Linked DNA regions of Homo sapiens: region 1 is linked to region 2. The links are chromatin loops, found by intact Hi-C in ENCODE. Cell type or tissue: B cell. All regions are shown on one strand. Links, peaks and the distances in the headings refer to the core of each region. The heading gives the core; the rest is flanking DNA.

What was found. Peaks named below come from ENCODE experiments on the same cell type or tissue, not always from the same donor. Only the 100,000 strongest peaks of a DNase experiment are listed, where the experiment ranks them.
Region 1: it touches region 2 in a loop (3-fold over the local background); 2 of 110 quality-filtered maps call a loop at or near these places.

Annotation. Positions count from the first base shown.
Region 1 is chr1:223,120,040-223,127,947 of GRCh38, forward strand. The region is part of intron 5 of TLR5 (toll like receptor 5); the gene reads right to left. Among named protein-coding and RNA genes, the nearest start is that of TLR5, 19 kb to the right of the region's middle. In B cell, for the core only: CTCF peaks have their summits at 3,858 (motif pointing left) and 4,057; a DNase peak (open chromatin) is centred at 3,842.
Region 2 is chr1:222,640,440-222,648,347 of GRCh38, forward strand. MIA3 (MIA SH3 domain ER export factor 3) reads left to right here. Exons shown (of 28, transcript NM_198551.4): 7 at 5,115-5,246. It also overlaps the pseudogene LOC107985098. Among named protein-coding and RNA genes, the nearest start is that of MIA3, 26 kb to the left of the region's middle. RefSeq lists enhancers at 2,864-3,741, 3,348-3,467, 3,538-4,147, 3,742-4,617, 4,218-4,297. In B cell, for the core only: no CTCF peak of the experiment used is centred there; a DNase peak (open chromatin) is centred at 3,802; H3K4me3 peaks cover 2,130 bases; H3K27ac peaks cover 2,541 bases.

The DNA.
Region 1 (7,908 bases), core at 2,079-6,078, 480 kb after region 2:
TAGCAGGACCTGAAAGAAATTTAAATATTTTACCCCAAAATAGAACATTTCTTTGACATATTTTGAGAGGGCGCTGCACAGTTGTCTCTTGTGGGAAAATCTATATTCTGTAGAGAATCCCCTTCCCTTTCCAGGTCTTTTCCTGATCCAGGAGGGATTTAATTAAGAGTCTGGCACATTTTTAGTTCTCATGAAAGAGACATTTACCATCTATTCTTTCTAAAGCCTGCTACCTGGAGGCTTCATCTGCATAAGAACCTTTCTTCACAACCCCTTGATTCCAGGCCTTTAGATAAAAACTTGATTCTTTCAGCAAATTGCCAGTCAGAAAGTCTTTCAATCCACCTATGACCTGGAAGCCCCAGGCTTTGAGTTGTCCTACCTTTCGGACAAACCAATGCATACCCCACATAGACTGACTGATGTCTCGTGTCTCCCTACAATATACAAAACCAAGCTGTAGCCTGAACACCTTAGGCACATGTTCTCAGGACCTCCTGGGGCTGTGTCACAGGTCATGGTCCTCACATTTGGCTTGGAATAAACTCTCGAAATATTTTGCAGAGTTTGACTTTTTTTTATTGACAGTGTTATTCACCATTTCAGAAAATCACTTCATGATGGCCAGTGCCTCTGTGGAGAATCAAACAATGTCACAAACAGTGCCCATCTGCATCATATGGTGGTAGCATTTATGTGTGAGCAAATTTACTTAGTCCTCATTTCAAAATGTCAAGTGTAATAAAAAAGTTTGAGAAGAGGCAGGGTGTGGAGGTTCACTCCAGTAATCCCAGCACTTGGGGAGGCCAAGGCAGGTAGATCACTTGATCCCAGAAGTTTAAGACCAGCCTGGGCAATATGGCAAAAACCCATATCTACCAAAAAATGCAAAAATTGGCTGGGCATGGTGGTGCATACCTGTAGTCCCAGCTACTCGGGAGGCTGAGGTGAGAGGATAGCTTAAGCCTGGGAGTTTGAGGCTGCAGTGAGCTGTGTTTGTGCCACTGCACTCCAGCCTGGGCGACAGAGCAAGACCCTGCCTTGGAAAAAAAATGTTTAAGAAGGGTCAGTTGAATATTATTTTACTTCTCCTAAATCCAAGCATCTTCTTTATAAGTAGGTGTGAGTGTTTAACTCATTTCATCTTCTAGTTGCACATAAGCATTCACACATTGAGACATGTACCAACTCATTATAAATTACTTCCCCTTTTATTTCTTTTTTATATCCAAGTTAGGACAGTATATTGATTTCTATAAAATTATGTATGTAGGTGGATTATGTTACAGCTATGAATGTCATTTCAAAATAATAAAGAGGTCATTTCAAATATTTGTTATAAAACAGAGGCCTGGGTCTGACAGTGCTGCAGTGCCGAGAGGTAAAGCTTCCAGGTCTTTTTCCACATTCCTTACAGGCACTCTGATGACTAAAGCCAGGAATTCTGCGAATCCTATGTATTCTTTCCATCTACATAGTTTGTGATTGTTTTGTTTTGAGACAGGGTCTCACTCTGCTGTCCAGGCTGGAGTGCAGTGGTGCGATTACAGCTCACTGCAGCCTTAATTTCCTGGGCTCAAGTGATCCTCCTACCTCAGCCTCCTGAATAGCTGGGACCACAGGTGCATACCACCATGCTAGCTAATTTTTGTACTTTTTTTGTAGAGACAGGGTTTTGCCATATTGCCCAGAATGGTCTCGAACTCCTGGGCTCAAGCAATCAGCCCACCTCGGCCTCCCAAACTGCTGGGATTACAGGCATGTGCCTGGCCAGTGTTTGTTTCTTTTGTAGGTGATGAGATTGAGTAATGCAAACAAAGTAGCCACTTTCTGTCTCAGTGAATTTCTTGTGGCTTCAAATGGGCCTCAGAGGTAATGACCTTGTATTTATAGATGACACACACAGGCAGGAGGCTGCATTTTGGAAAATGGGATAAAAGTTCAAAGTGATCTCAATAGATAAAATGAAGAATTATTGAAAGAAAATAGAAACCAATCAGGGCAGATGAGGGTGTTACAGTTCAGAAGAAACTCCTAAAGGCAAGCACCATCCCTCCTACCTCCAAGGTTTGGGACAGGCTTTCTCAGGTGCCATGGGAGGTGCTCTGCTCTGTCCCTGCCATCCTCAATTACACATTTAGCATTGACACCCCACAGTGTTCAATAATATCAAATATGCATCATGATGATAAACCAACCTAAAAAGGGCAGAATAGAATCTATGAAGAGAGGGACAGATGTCACAATGGATGAGATGAGAGGCAGTTATTGCAATGGGCCCTAAATCCAGCTCCAGGGTTCCTGGCGTGCAATTGGAAGGCTGTGATTCTAGAAGCTGATATAATCCTGGGAGGCAGAGATAAGGGTGTGTGGTAGGAAGCATGAGCCCTTACTCAGTGGTACCTGGGGTGAAGAGTCTGAAGATGTACTTCAGATGAGACAAGAATAGTGGGGGAGAACAGGCCTTGACACCCAAGGAGGAAAATAAATGGTAATGGAAAGACCATATTTGTATTGGGTTCCACATAACCTTTTCCACATCTTATAGTATGAAGTAGATTCTGAAGTGCCCTAACAAGGCATGTAAGCATGTTGGCTTCATTGCTCACACCTAGGATGTTATGGTGGGCTCTCATGCTCAGTCACACTGCCCATAAGTAGACAACATGTTTTTAAACCTTTTGAAGTCTTGGACCCATTTGAGACTCTGATGATAGCTTTGATCCTTTTTCCTATAAAAATGCACATTTGCATCACAAACCAAATTTTGAACCCAGTTTCAGAGGATTTGCTGACTTCCTGAGGCCTGTCCATCTCCATGTCACATTGAGGACCCTTAGTTTCTGTTAAACAATCACACTTTAGGCTCTAGAACAGGAGATAGAAAACATTTTCTCTAAAGGGCCAGAGGGTAAATATTTTAGGTTTTGCAGTCCAAACACAGACCGTAGTTTGCTGATCTCTATTCTAGAAGAAAAGAGAATAGAAAATTTGATTTCAGAAATGAGGATTTTAAGTGACTCTAAGATATAAATATGTTCCAATATTGAACTACCAGTATTTGCAGGAAAGAACAAACTTGGACCCCAAGTTGCTGACAGTTTTGCAGCTGCTATTTTATCCAAACACGAGAAGGAAATTCTCATCTCATGAAACCAGAGAAATCCCTGCAGACATGGGAGTGAGAATGCCAGCTCTGAAGAACAGTTACATTTTTTAGTTTAAATTCTTTGTTTTTATGGATGACTCAATGCCGGTTCCCAAACATGCCACCAAACTGGGTGACCTTGAATTTGTGGTAAAGATAAGTGAAAGACAGCCCCAAACGAAATATGTTCCAGGATACTGAATTTTCAAGTACCTAATAGGGAAGCTAAAATGAAAGTAAGTAAGTAAGGTGGATAAGGCCAGCTGAACAAATGGATGTGAAAGAACATTGTCTGGGCTTATGTCGTATTACAAAGATACCACGCAGACAGATTTCTTTATGAAGTACAGAAAGGCATGAAATAACGAGATTTTTGTCTCTGAAGTAGATCTCTGTGGGTTAAATGGCAGGACAGGTGAGCAGAGGAACCAGGTGAGCAGGTGAGCAGAGGTGTGTGCAGCGAGGCAGTTCCTGCAGATAGCCTGGGAAGAAGTACCATCCAAAAAGAAGCCAGAGCTAAAGTGGGCGGAAGTAAATCTTGAATGAGCACTGGGATTGGGGAAATCCAATCTAAAGAGGAGAACCAGGCTGTGAAGTTGTTCCAGACCCAATCAAACCTCAGTGAGACGAGAGTTCAAGAACGGCGTCCACGCTGTTGAGGTTGCCGCTGCAAAGGCGCCCGACCCCAGCGGAGGAGTGCGCCATCTAGTGGTTATAGAGGGAGGAAAGAGAGGGACAGGAACTAAAATTCTCAAGGGGGCAGTGAGCTGCTCACTCATTGTTAAAAGGATGCTAAAAAGCAATGTGTATAATTACATCTACAGTTAGTTCTTCTATCAGGTGACATACATTCCTTTTTACAAGTCATTACACTATGCAAAATCACACAATAAAAACCACAAGGCTCATGGGAAAAATAGAGCTAGGGTGTTTCACACTTGAAAACTTAACAGTGGCCTATAAAGAAAGGATTGGGCCAGGCGCTGTGGCTCACGCCTGTAATCCCAGCACTTTGGGAGGCTGAGGCAGGTGGATCACCTGAGGTCAGGAGTTCGAGACCAGTCTGGACAACACGGTGAAACCTATCTCTATTAAAAATTCAAAAATTAGCTGTGTGTGGTGGTGGGTGCCTGTAATTCCAGCTACTTGGGAGGCTGAAGCAGGAGAAACCCTTGAGCCCAGGAGGCAAAGGTTGTAGTGAGCCAAAATCATGCCACTGCACTCCAGCCTGGGCGACAAGAGCAAGACTCCGTCTAAAACAAAAAAAAAAAAGAAAAAGAAAAAAAAAGGATTGGAGCCCCCTTAAGGTAGCACAGTTTTAGCCAAGTTAAATTCTTAAAAATACATAATACAGCACTTGACTTTGAAAATGACCTGCAGTTTGCTTGTGGAAGTGGACATCCGAAAGATTGCAGCTTGTGAGTTATTTTATTTTTATTTTTTGAGATGAAGTCTCAATCTGTCACCCAGGCTGGAATGCAATCCAGCTCACTGCAGCCTCCACTTCCCAGGCTCATGTGATTCTCCTGCCTCAGCCTCCTGAGTAGCTGGGATTACAGGTGTGCACCACCATGCCTGGCTAATTTTTGTATTTTTAGTAGAGATAGCCTTTCACCATGTTGCACAGGCTGGTCTCGATCTTCTGACCTCAGGTGATCCACCTGCCTCAGCCTTCAGAATTGCTAGGATTACAGGCCTGAGCCACCGCACTCCGCCAGTGAGTTATTGTGAATGGGGGAAGAAGGGTTGTTTGATATCAGAGGGGAAGTTACAGCAACAGATGTGGGTGCATGTGGCTCAAATCACACATGGAGAATGAGGTAGCTGACTAATATTGGAGGTGTATTTTGTGTATTCTTTTGTGTTTTGGCACAGCTGGGTGCAGTTTTCTGCCTTTACATGCAAGAAATTGCACATAAGCAAATGTGAAATTCACATTCTTGAATATGTTAATATTATTCTCCAGCATATCAATAGTCTTCCCTAACACATTAATATTGTTCCCTAATACATCAATCACGTTAGAAACAAATTTACATTCCAAAACAAGCATTATAGCAGCACTGACTACACTCTAATTCAAGGATTACAGTTCAAATTAAGAGTAGAAAAGATGCAGGTTCTATATAAGATTCTACCCCCTGCACCTGCAAGGCTGAGTATGGAGAACCCGTGGGACTGTCTTGAAAATCAGCCCTGGGAATGAGTGCAGACTCAGAACCTAACGAGCTCAGGGACTTGGGCAGAGTGTGTCACCTTTCACACTCTCAGTGTTCTCATGTTTCATTGAAAGACTTAACAAGATTAGTAGCTCTCAGCCTTGGCTACACACTAGAATCACCTGGGAAGTCTTCAGACCCAGGAAGCCCAGACTGACCACAGATGCATTAAATGAGCCTCTTTGGGATTGGCGGTGGTTGGTGGTGATGGTGGTGGCGGTGGGGGTTGTGGTGTTGGTGGGGGGGTGGTGGTGTGCTCTCTCAGGAATCTGTATCCTTAGCCATTGTGTGAATTTTATACACACTCAAATTTGAGAATCACTGATGGAAACCAATGGTTCTCAAACTTGGCTACACACCGGAATCACCAGGAGACTTTAAAAAATTACAAATTTAGTTGGTGTGGAGTGTGGCTTGGGCATCCAGGGTTGTTCAGAGTCTTCAGGTGACTCCACCAGCAGAGAGTCTGATCACCTGGTCTTCTGGCTGCAACCCTGACTGCAGCTTAGAACCATGTGGGCTGCTTAAAAACAGTACTGACTCAAAAAATGAAACACAGAACTAACTGTCGCATGACCCAGCAATTCCACTTCTGGGTGTACACCCAAAAGAACTGGAAGCAGAAGCTCAACAGATATTTGCACACCAATATTCATAGCAGTATCACTCACAATAGTCAAAGGGTGGAAACAACCCAAATATCCACCAATGAATGAATAAATGAACAAAATTTGTTGTCTATATAATGGGATATTTTTCGGCCTTAAAAAGGAATGGAATTCTGACACACGGTACAAGACGGATGAACTTTGAAGACATTATGCTGAGTAAAATAAGCCAGTCACAAAAGAACAAATATTGCATGAATCCACTTACAAGATATCTAGAATAGATAAATTCAGAGATAGGAAGCAGAGCAGAAGTTACCAGGGGCTGGGAGGGGAGGATGGGGAGTTAGCGTTTAATGGGCAGAGTTTCAGTCTGGGATGATGAAAACATTCTGGAGACAAACAGTAGTGAATGTACTTAATGTCACTGAACTGTCTGCCTAAAAATTATTAAAATGGACATTTTTTATAAAATGAAAATTATATGTCTATTTTACCACAATTAAAAAAATTAAATTAAACCCCCAAAACCCACTACAAATACCCAAACTGGACTTCTCAATATTCCAGTTCCACAGGCCTCTGAGGCCTGGAAAGTGCATTTTATAGCCATATCCCAGTTACTCTGAAGCTAGTGGTCTCAGGCCATGCTCTGAGAAGTGTTGGTCTAATGGATCCCCTCCAACTCAGAAACCAAGTGATTCTCTTAGAGGAAGAAGGGCTGGTAAGAAAATCTGAGGGCTGTTGAGTATTGGGTTTTTATTATTAAGGCTGATTTAACTTGTATCTAGGGCTTTGAGGGGGAAAAACAGAAACAGAACAATCAATGCAGGCTTCAATACTCCTGCCAAGCACTGTTAATTAAGTTAATGAGGCCAGAGGGAGAAGGGTCAGTATCCCTTTCATTTGAGCTGAATTCATTTAGCTTTAATCCCAGCCATTAGCTGGGTTGGTTCCCTTTCTTGACTTCATTGCCTGGACAGCAGAGCTGCTCACTTATGCTTGGGGAGTTATGGGCCATGGTGTCTCTGCAGCAAACACACAGCTTGCATTTCAGGGGTGCCTCTGTTCCTGGGGCACCACAGCATGCGGATGCCTCCAGCTGAGCCAGGGCTGCTCCTGTGTCAAGTTAATGCTTGATCCCTAATAGATAATTCCAGTCACAGGCTCGCTGGCAGGCCTGGGGTTCTGAGCAGGGCTTGGGCTGGCTGTGGTCAGGTGGAAGCTATAGAGGGAATGCTTCTCCTGGCAGGTGCTGGGCCCAAACCTGGAGGGCCATTGGAACAGCAAGCATGGAGGACTCACTGAGAAAAACACTAATGCATTTCCAAATGGGTGTCTGAGAGAGTTTCTCCAAATTCACACAGGTATAAAATTCCTGGACCAATTCCAAAAGTAGGTACAGCATGTGGGTTTAGCCTTGGATAAAGGCTCGAGGGCAGTGAACAAAGTGAACTCTTCCAGGACAAATACATTCTCTAGCTGCATAATACAGCATCCCACCGGAACCATGCCCAACAAATGGGCATTGTCAAGTCCAAAACATTGCTAGGGCCACAGTCCCTCCAGCCCAGCATTCTGCCTCTGACAACAGTTCCAATAAAACAGACGGGGAATTGCACTGCCATTAACCTCAGCACTTGCTCCCCAGGTGCAATTCTAACTCCCTTCATAAACCACCATGACTTGAAAGCTCTGCTGGAGTGATCGCTTTTTCATTCATCACTACCTCTTCTTGCACTGTATCTGGAATTTTTGTTTGTCCTAGAGTTACTCGTCCTAGGCCTGGGCTCCCACTATATGCCCGTCTCTCCTCAACAGGAGTCCCTGCTGGAGCTCTGCAGACTCCAGAGCAGTGGTGCCCACAGTGCAGTCCGGGAACAAGCAGCAGCAGCAGCACCTGGGCTTAGCGAGCAATGCAAATTACTGGGCC
Region 2 (7,908 bases), core at 1,328-5,327:
ACAAAATAGAAAATCTGGAAATATACATGTATGACAGTGGACTTCTGACAAAGGTGGAAAGACAATTAAATGTACAAAGGAAAGTCTTTTCAACAAATGGTACCAAAACTATTAGATATTTATATGCAAAAAATTGATCCATACCTCACATGATGTACATAAATTAACTCAAAGCAGATAATAGACTTAAATGTAAACCCTAAAACCATAAAACTTCTAGGAAAAATTAAGAGAAAAATTTTGTTGAACTTGGATTGGCAAAGATTTCTTACAGTTGACATCAAAAGTATGATTCATAAAGGAGAAATTTGATTATTTGGATTTAATCAAAATAAAAACATCTCTTCAAAACACACTGTTATACAAACTACAGACTGGGAAAGAGTCACTGCAAAGCATCTATCTGATAAAATATTTGTATTCAGAATACATAAAGAACTCTCAAAATTCATCTAAAAAAATGTAATGCAGTAAAATTACACTTTACCAAGGAAGATATACCAATTGCAAGTAAGCACATTTAAAAATGTTCACCATAATTATCAGGGAAATGCCAATTTAAAGCAGAATGAGTTACCACTACACACTTACTATAATGGCTAAAATTTCAAAAACTGATTTTACCATGTGTTGGAGAAGATGTGGAGGAAATGGAAGTATCATACACTGCTGATGGGGATGTGAAGTGGTACAGCTATCTTGAAAAACAGCTTGTCAGTTTCTTAAGAAGGTAAACCTACACTGGTCATATGATCCAGCCATTCTTCTCCTAAACATTTACCTGAGACACATTTACCCAAGTGAAAATAAATTATACATGCATAGAAAGACTTGTAGGTCAATGTTTTTGACAGTTTATTTTTTCTGCCCAGCTGGCACATTTACTGGCATTAAATATAAGACCCTTCCCTTCCCTGGCACCAGGAAGCCATGCCCAAGGGGTATCCCTCTGCCCCATTTCTGCAACAGATTCTTCAGGTCTTAGCAGTAGCCTGAGCTGCCCCCAGGGCTCTGGGCTGCTGAATCGTCTGGCTCATCATTTCCATGACAGCATGGTGTGCTCCTGGAGAGCTGGTGGATTTTCTCTATCTGCTTGGTTAGGAAGTCTGTCTTCCTCTTCAAGAAGTCCTTGGCATCCTCGGCTATCTTATCTACATAGTACCCAGTTCCTACATCAATGAGCACATGTTCCACATCATGCAGCTTCTCAGGGACATATATTAAACTCGTCAGTGGGAGGAGTAATTCTCTTCCCTCATTGTTCTCGCTCAGCATGTTCAGACAGTCCTTGGCTTCTACATACTTGGTCTGTACCACTTTGAGCTGGGCAATGGAGGTGGACAAGAACTCCATTTCCTGGTCCAGCTGGTTCTTGAGCATTTCTAGCTGCGGCAGATTCATCTCTGTGATAGTCTTGGAAGTTTTATTTATAAAAGCCTAAAACTGGAAAAAATCAAATATCTATCTATAGATGACAGATAAACAGATTATGGCATACCCATACAATGAAATGCTACTCAGCAATTAAAAAAAGAACCATTATAGATATGTGCAGCAATGTGGGTGAATTTCAAATTATGCTGAATGAGAGAAGCCAGAGAAAATATAATCGTGCATTATTACATACATATAAAACTTTAGGAAATGCAAACTAATGTATTATGACAGACATTCTGCTTCAGGGGCAGGGAGGGATGAAAAGGGGCAGATTACCAAGGGAATAAGGAGACTTTGGGAGGTTCACTATGTTGGTTGTGATGATGGTTTCACAGGCGTATTCATATGCAAAACTGATCAAACTGTGCACTTTAAATACATATAACTTATTGAATGTCATATTTCCCTCAAAGCTGTAAAGAAAAAAAATCCTAACTTTCTTAGATAAAAGTAGTAGTCTCTACTTTTCTCTACCTTTTAAAAAAAATGTATTCTGACAGCATACCCTAGCAGTATATAAAATTATTTTCTTTTATAGCTTCACAGTATACTTTGTTGTATTTAATATGTCTTTCATTCATGGCCATTTTGGTTGTTTCTAGTCTTTTGTTATAAGTAATGCTGGAATAATATAGTTTTGTGCATATATTTTTTCAGCATTTGTTGTTATATCCCCAGTATCTTTGAGATAGATCTTTAGAAGTAGGATTGTTGAGTCAGTAGGTAAATACACAAGTTATTTCAGGAGACGTTGCCAAATCATAGGGGTTGTATGATTTTATATAAAGATCAGCATAGCATGAGAGTGCCTGCTTCCTCCACATTCTCTCACCTACAGAGTGTGTTGTCAAATGTTTGGATCTTGCCAAGATAAGTGAGAAATCATATTTCATTGTAGGTTCATTTTGTATTTCTTGTATCATGAGTGAGGCAGAGCATGTTTCCATATGTTTTTAAATTATTTGCATTTCTTTTCCTGGGATCTGTTCATTACCTCAGCCCATTTTTCTATAGGTTTGCTAGCGGCTATCTTCTTATTTGTAAAGCACTTTATATTTTAGGAATATTAATCCTTCATAATATGTTACAAATATTTTTTCTTAGGTTACCATTGCCAAAGTTTGATTATTTTGCAATTTTTTTGGATGGGGTTGGGCAAGTTTTTTTGGTTTTCCAGTAATCAAATTTACGAATATTTTCCTTTGTTGCTTTTGGATTTTGATACATAATTAGGAAGGTCTTGCCCACTCACATAATACATAGAGACAGTCACTCAATTTTTTCAACTTGTTTGTTTTCATTTTTTACATTCAGGTTTCTGATTAACTTGGAATTTATGAACAATGAGAAAAAGATCCAGTTTTATCATTTTCCATATTGTTATCTAGATATGTAATACCACTTATTAAAAAGTCTGTTAACCAGCTGCCTTGCTGTATCGCAAATTTCCAGTGCAGTTGGGTCTATTTCTGGATTTTTTATTCTGCCCCGTGGTCGGTCTGCATCCTTGGGCCAGTACCATACTGTTATTACAGATCCTGCCCTCCTCTTGTACCACACCCTTCACTGCTCTTCTTTCTCAGGGTTTTCCTGCTTGTTCTTGCTTGATTGTTCCTCTGAGTTGACTTTATATTCAACTCGAAGAGAGACCTTTAAAGGTCTAAAAATGGTATTTTTTATCTACAGATACCATTTTTTCCCCACAGATTAAATGTCCCCGGTTTCTTCAACTTTTGGAACGTGATTTCCATACTATTCATTATCCTTGTCCTTTTCCACAAGTCATATAACCTTAAGATGTGGCCGGACACTTGTAGTCCCAGCTTCTTAGATGGCTTGAGCCCCGGAGTTCGAGTCCAGCCTGGGCAACATAGGGAGACTCCCTCCCCTTCCCCGCAGCCACCATCTAAAAAAAAAAGTGGGACCCATAACTCAACCCATGTGCATGGGGGTGACACGATGACATGACTCCTGGGTAAGACTTTTTAATAGAGTGTCGGCAAGAATGTGAGACAGCGAGCGCAATGGAGGTCTGGAGGCGGAACAGTAAGCAGAGGACTGAGTGGGCAAGGAAGAAAGGCCGCGCACTGCAGTGGCGCCCCATCTGAGCGGTGGTCCTTCCACGCTGTGACAGGAAGGGCCAGCTCCGGGCCGGCACGAGAGACCTGCTTTTCTCCTTTTCCCCAGCTGCCGCCCACAATCCTCCTCCAGGTAAATCCCTGGCCTCATTACTCTGGGGCTCTTTAAGTCGCCGGTTCCTGGCGAAAGCGCCAGTCACTTCCGCCTCTTTTTACTGGGATTCTTCCGCTCTAGCCCTATTCGCTCTTCTCTCCCGTCCCCTCGATAGTTGGTTCCGTCCGCTCTGGCCCCGCCCTCGCCGGCCGGCTCCTTTGGTGCCTTGAGGTGCGCCAGGGGCAGTGGCTGATGACGTGTTTTATAGGCGGCATAAAGCGAAAGTGCAGGCAGCTGTGGAAGGCGAAGTTCAATCCCAGAGTCCGCCCCCTGAATTGGGGCCTTTCCGGAGGAGGAAGCTCTGAAAAACAGGGGGCCCAGTGCCATTCCGCAGGGAATTGTCGCTTGCGTTCAGCTGTTCTACACAATGGACTCAGTACCTGCCACTGTGCCTTCTATCGCCGCTACCCCGGGGGACCCGGAACTTGTGGGACCCTTGTCTGTGCTCTACGCAGCCTTCATAGCCAAGCTGCTGGAGGTGACAGTCCCGATTCCCGGGGAGGGACCCAAGCTGTCACAGGCGGGTGGATGAGTTCTAAGCAGAGTGGGTGCACTGATTGTCTGTGCAAAGGAGAAATGGAGTGTGTCAGATCCGAGGAAAGCAAGACGTTTCTATGCTGTTTAGGGAGGCAGGTGGGAGTGTGTTTGAGAAGGTTTCGTCACTCTTTTTTTTTTTTTTATTGAGTACTTACGAAGTGACAGCACTTTATGTTCTGGTGTGAAGTCATGATCAAAACACAGAGAACCTACAGGTCTTTTCTGCATAACCCCCGGCTCTGTTGTGGGATGGGACCAGTGTGATAGTGTACTTGTAAAGGGCTGTGGAAACAGCATAGAGCAGACAGGTGTTTAATGCACTGTTTTCAAGGAAACATTTAGAATTAAGGCACTAAATTCAAAGCGGTTTATCTAGATCAGTTATCAGGAGCTATCCGAACTTAGTCAGCATTTGTTCTTTGTTTATGTAAGTCGATTTAAGATTTTAAATCTTAGAGGAATAAAACGTTATTTGTGATATTCATTATCATCATATTGGTTTTATTTGCAGCCATAAAAAGTTAGTTACTTGTATATAAAAGGTTTTTTGTCTTATGTGGTTTTTTAAGCAATAAAAACCAATTTATTCAAGACAAAAGTATGATGCAGAGAGATTCCAGCCATGTTTTAGATAACATATTGTATCAGGGCCTATTGAAACTAGAAATATATGCCCAACCTAAAGACATTTAGAGTCATAGTACTTCAAAACACCACAGGCCAAACAATAAGTATGAGACTCCCAGTATCCTGTTTTTCTTAAAGCAGTGAGAGCTACTGAAGATTTTTGAGGGGATAGGTATCTGATAGAGTTGGTTTAGAATTTCTGTGAATGAGTCTTTGTGACTGCTTTATGGTAAGCTTCTTTAAGGTTTCTCATTATTTCTAACATTATTTCTAACATTCAGCTAGTTGCTACATTGCCTGATGATGTTCAGCCTGGGCCTGATTTTTATGGACTGCCATGGAAACCTGTATTTATCACTGCCTTCTTGGGAATTGCTTCGTTTGCCATTTTCTTATGGAGAACTGTCCTTGTTGTGAGTAAATTAATGCATACTTTAACTCATAAATTCAAGTATGGTTTTATAATCACAGTCCTTTTGTTTCTTTTTCAGTTTCTAATATGAACAGAAATTAATGCTTTTAATTCAAGCTAACCTTGTAAAATAATTTAGTATAATTTTTGTGTTGGTAAATTCTTAAGTGAATAAGACAACATGTATAATCTCAGTGGGAAAACTTCAGTTTATATGTCTCATATCAAAGTCTAAATTTTAAGAATTAGGTGGGTCTGTATTTCAACTCACAAAGGATGAAAAGAAAGAATTAGATAGGTCATATGTACACTGTTAGTAGAACTAGGAATTCTTAGAGCCATCCTGAAAAATAGTTTCATGATGTGTATGATAAGCCTTAAAAATGGTTATATCCTTTTATATTGTATTAATGTCATGTCTAGTAATCGATCCTAAAGAAATAACCAGTCAGCCGGCACAGTGGCTCACACCTGTAATCCCAGCACTTTGAGAGTCCGAGGCAGGCGGATCACTTGAGGCCAGGAGTTCGAGACCAGCTTAGCCAACATGATGAAACCCCATCTCTTCTAAAAATACGAAAATTAGCCAGGTGTTGTGGCACATGCCTGTAATCCCAGCTACTCGGGATGCTGAGGCAGAGAATCGCTTGAACCTGGGAGGCGGAGGCTGCAGTGAGCTGAGATGTGCCACTGCACTCCAGCCTGGGTGACAGAGTGAGACTCCATCTCAAAAAAAAAAAAAAAGAAAGAAAGAAATAACCAATCATGCATTAAATATCTTACATGGCCGGGCGTGGTGGCTCACACCTGTAATACCAGCACTTTGGGAGGCGGAGGCGGGTGGATCACATAAGGCCAGGAGTTTGAGACCAGCCTGACCAACAAGACAAAACCCCATCTCTACTAAAAATACAAAACTTAGCCGGGGGTGGTGGCAGGAGCCTGTAATCCCAGCTACTTGGGAGGCTGAGGCAGGAGAATCGCTTGAACTGGGGAAGCAGATCATGCCACTGCACTCCAGCCTAGGCGACAAAGTGAGACTCTGTCTCAAAAAAAAGTTTTAAATATCTTACATGAGAGCATTCAGTAGAACAGTATTTATTAGAGTGAAAACTTTGACACAACCTACTGTGATTCACAGTGGGAAAATTGTTAAATTATTGTATGTTCATATAATGGGATATTAGGCTGCTTTATATAATTCAAAGACATAGGAGCACAACAAATACTCACAATTTAACATGAAGTAGAAAAAAAGTAGAAACCAAGACTTTAAGGTATAGATAAACTGTATATTACATAAACATACACACAGAAAATAAATGCTGCAAGGAAATACAATAAAATGATAAAAATTCTTATATCTAGGAGATGAGGTAAGTTTTCAGTTTTTAAAAAATGTGTATTTTCCAGATTTTCTGATTTCATCATGTACTATTTTACTCAGAAAATATCTTTTTATTTCGAAATGCAAATTATATCATGTGTAAAGACACACCGTTAATTTTTTTATCTTCTGTGCAGAATTTGCCTTTCAGACTTAAACATGTTTGTATAAGTGTGTATACTCATACTTGTACATCCTTATGATTATACTATATAGCATTCAGCTGCATAGTTATTTAACATAATTGGGAGAAGATTATTTGTGTAAATGAGCTTTGCAGATGAAAAGCTTTGTATTGAAACTTCACAGTTAAAATGGCCAAAATTATTGGATGCAAATCTTTCTAAAACTGAGTACTCTTTTTCTGATTTCATAATTATATCACATATATCATCATTAATAAATTTTCTCTCACAATTGATTGTAAAATTACTTAAAAAGAAGGGTCTTTTTTCCTGTGAGGCCTTCTCTAACCTCCTGGTGCTTTTCTTCAGATAAAAAGGGAGAATCAAAGGGTAAATGGAAGGGGAAAAGTTGAAAACATTTTACATTTCCCACTCTTGTTTCTCCTATTTGTTAATAAAAAAATTCTAACGCCTTTTTCGTTTTTCAGAAAGTTATATAGGCTCTGTGTCCTAACTGCTGTTCCTCAGCCTCAGCACTTGACTTTTGGAACCTTGGTCTCTGCTTGCCTGTTAGTTTGGGTGAAATGGAGCAGAGGAATTAGCAAGGCCATGACATTAGAGAGATAGTAATTTCTTTCCATGTTGGAATTTTCTGAATGCATATTCCTATAACAATGGTATTATAAGTGAGATTTAGATACTGGAATTATTATGTATACAGTATATTAATTATTGTATACAGTAATACAGTATATTATGTAAACAGTATATTTACTGAGCTTATGGATGATTTGTGGACTGGTGTTAGTATCTCATCAACATAACATTTGAAAGGGAAAATATGTTCTGGGTTGCAAAGAAATTTAGTAATATTCTTTTTACAATATTAGTTACTGCTTAGATTTTCTTGTCCTATAATTTAGTGCTGTCTTTGGGGGATGATTTGGGTGCCCTTTCAGGAAGATGATAGTTGTCATTTCTCTTGTTGCTTATGCATTTTCCTCTAGTAGTCTTCTCTTCCCTGTCAGGTTTATGAGCACTGTTTTTAGTGGTCTAGGAAAATCACATAATCTAGCTTAGTATTTATAGCATTATTTTTAAATTCAGCCAGTAGTCAACTTTGAGTAGGATTTCTGAGATGTTTTCTGGAG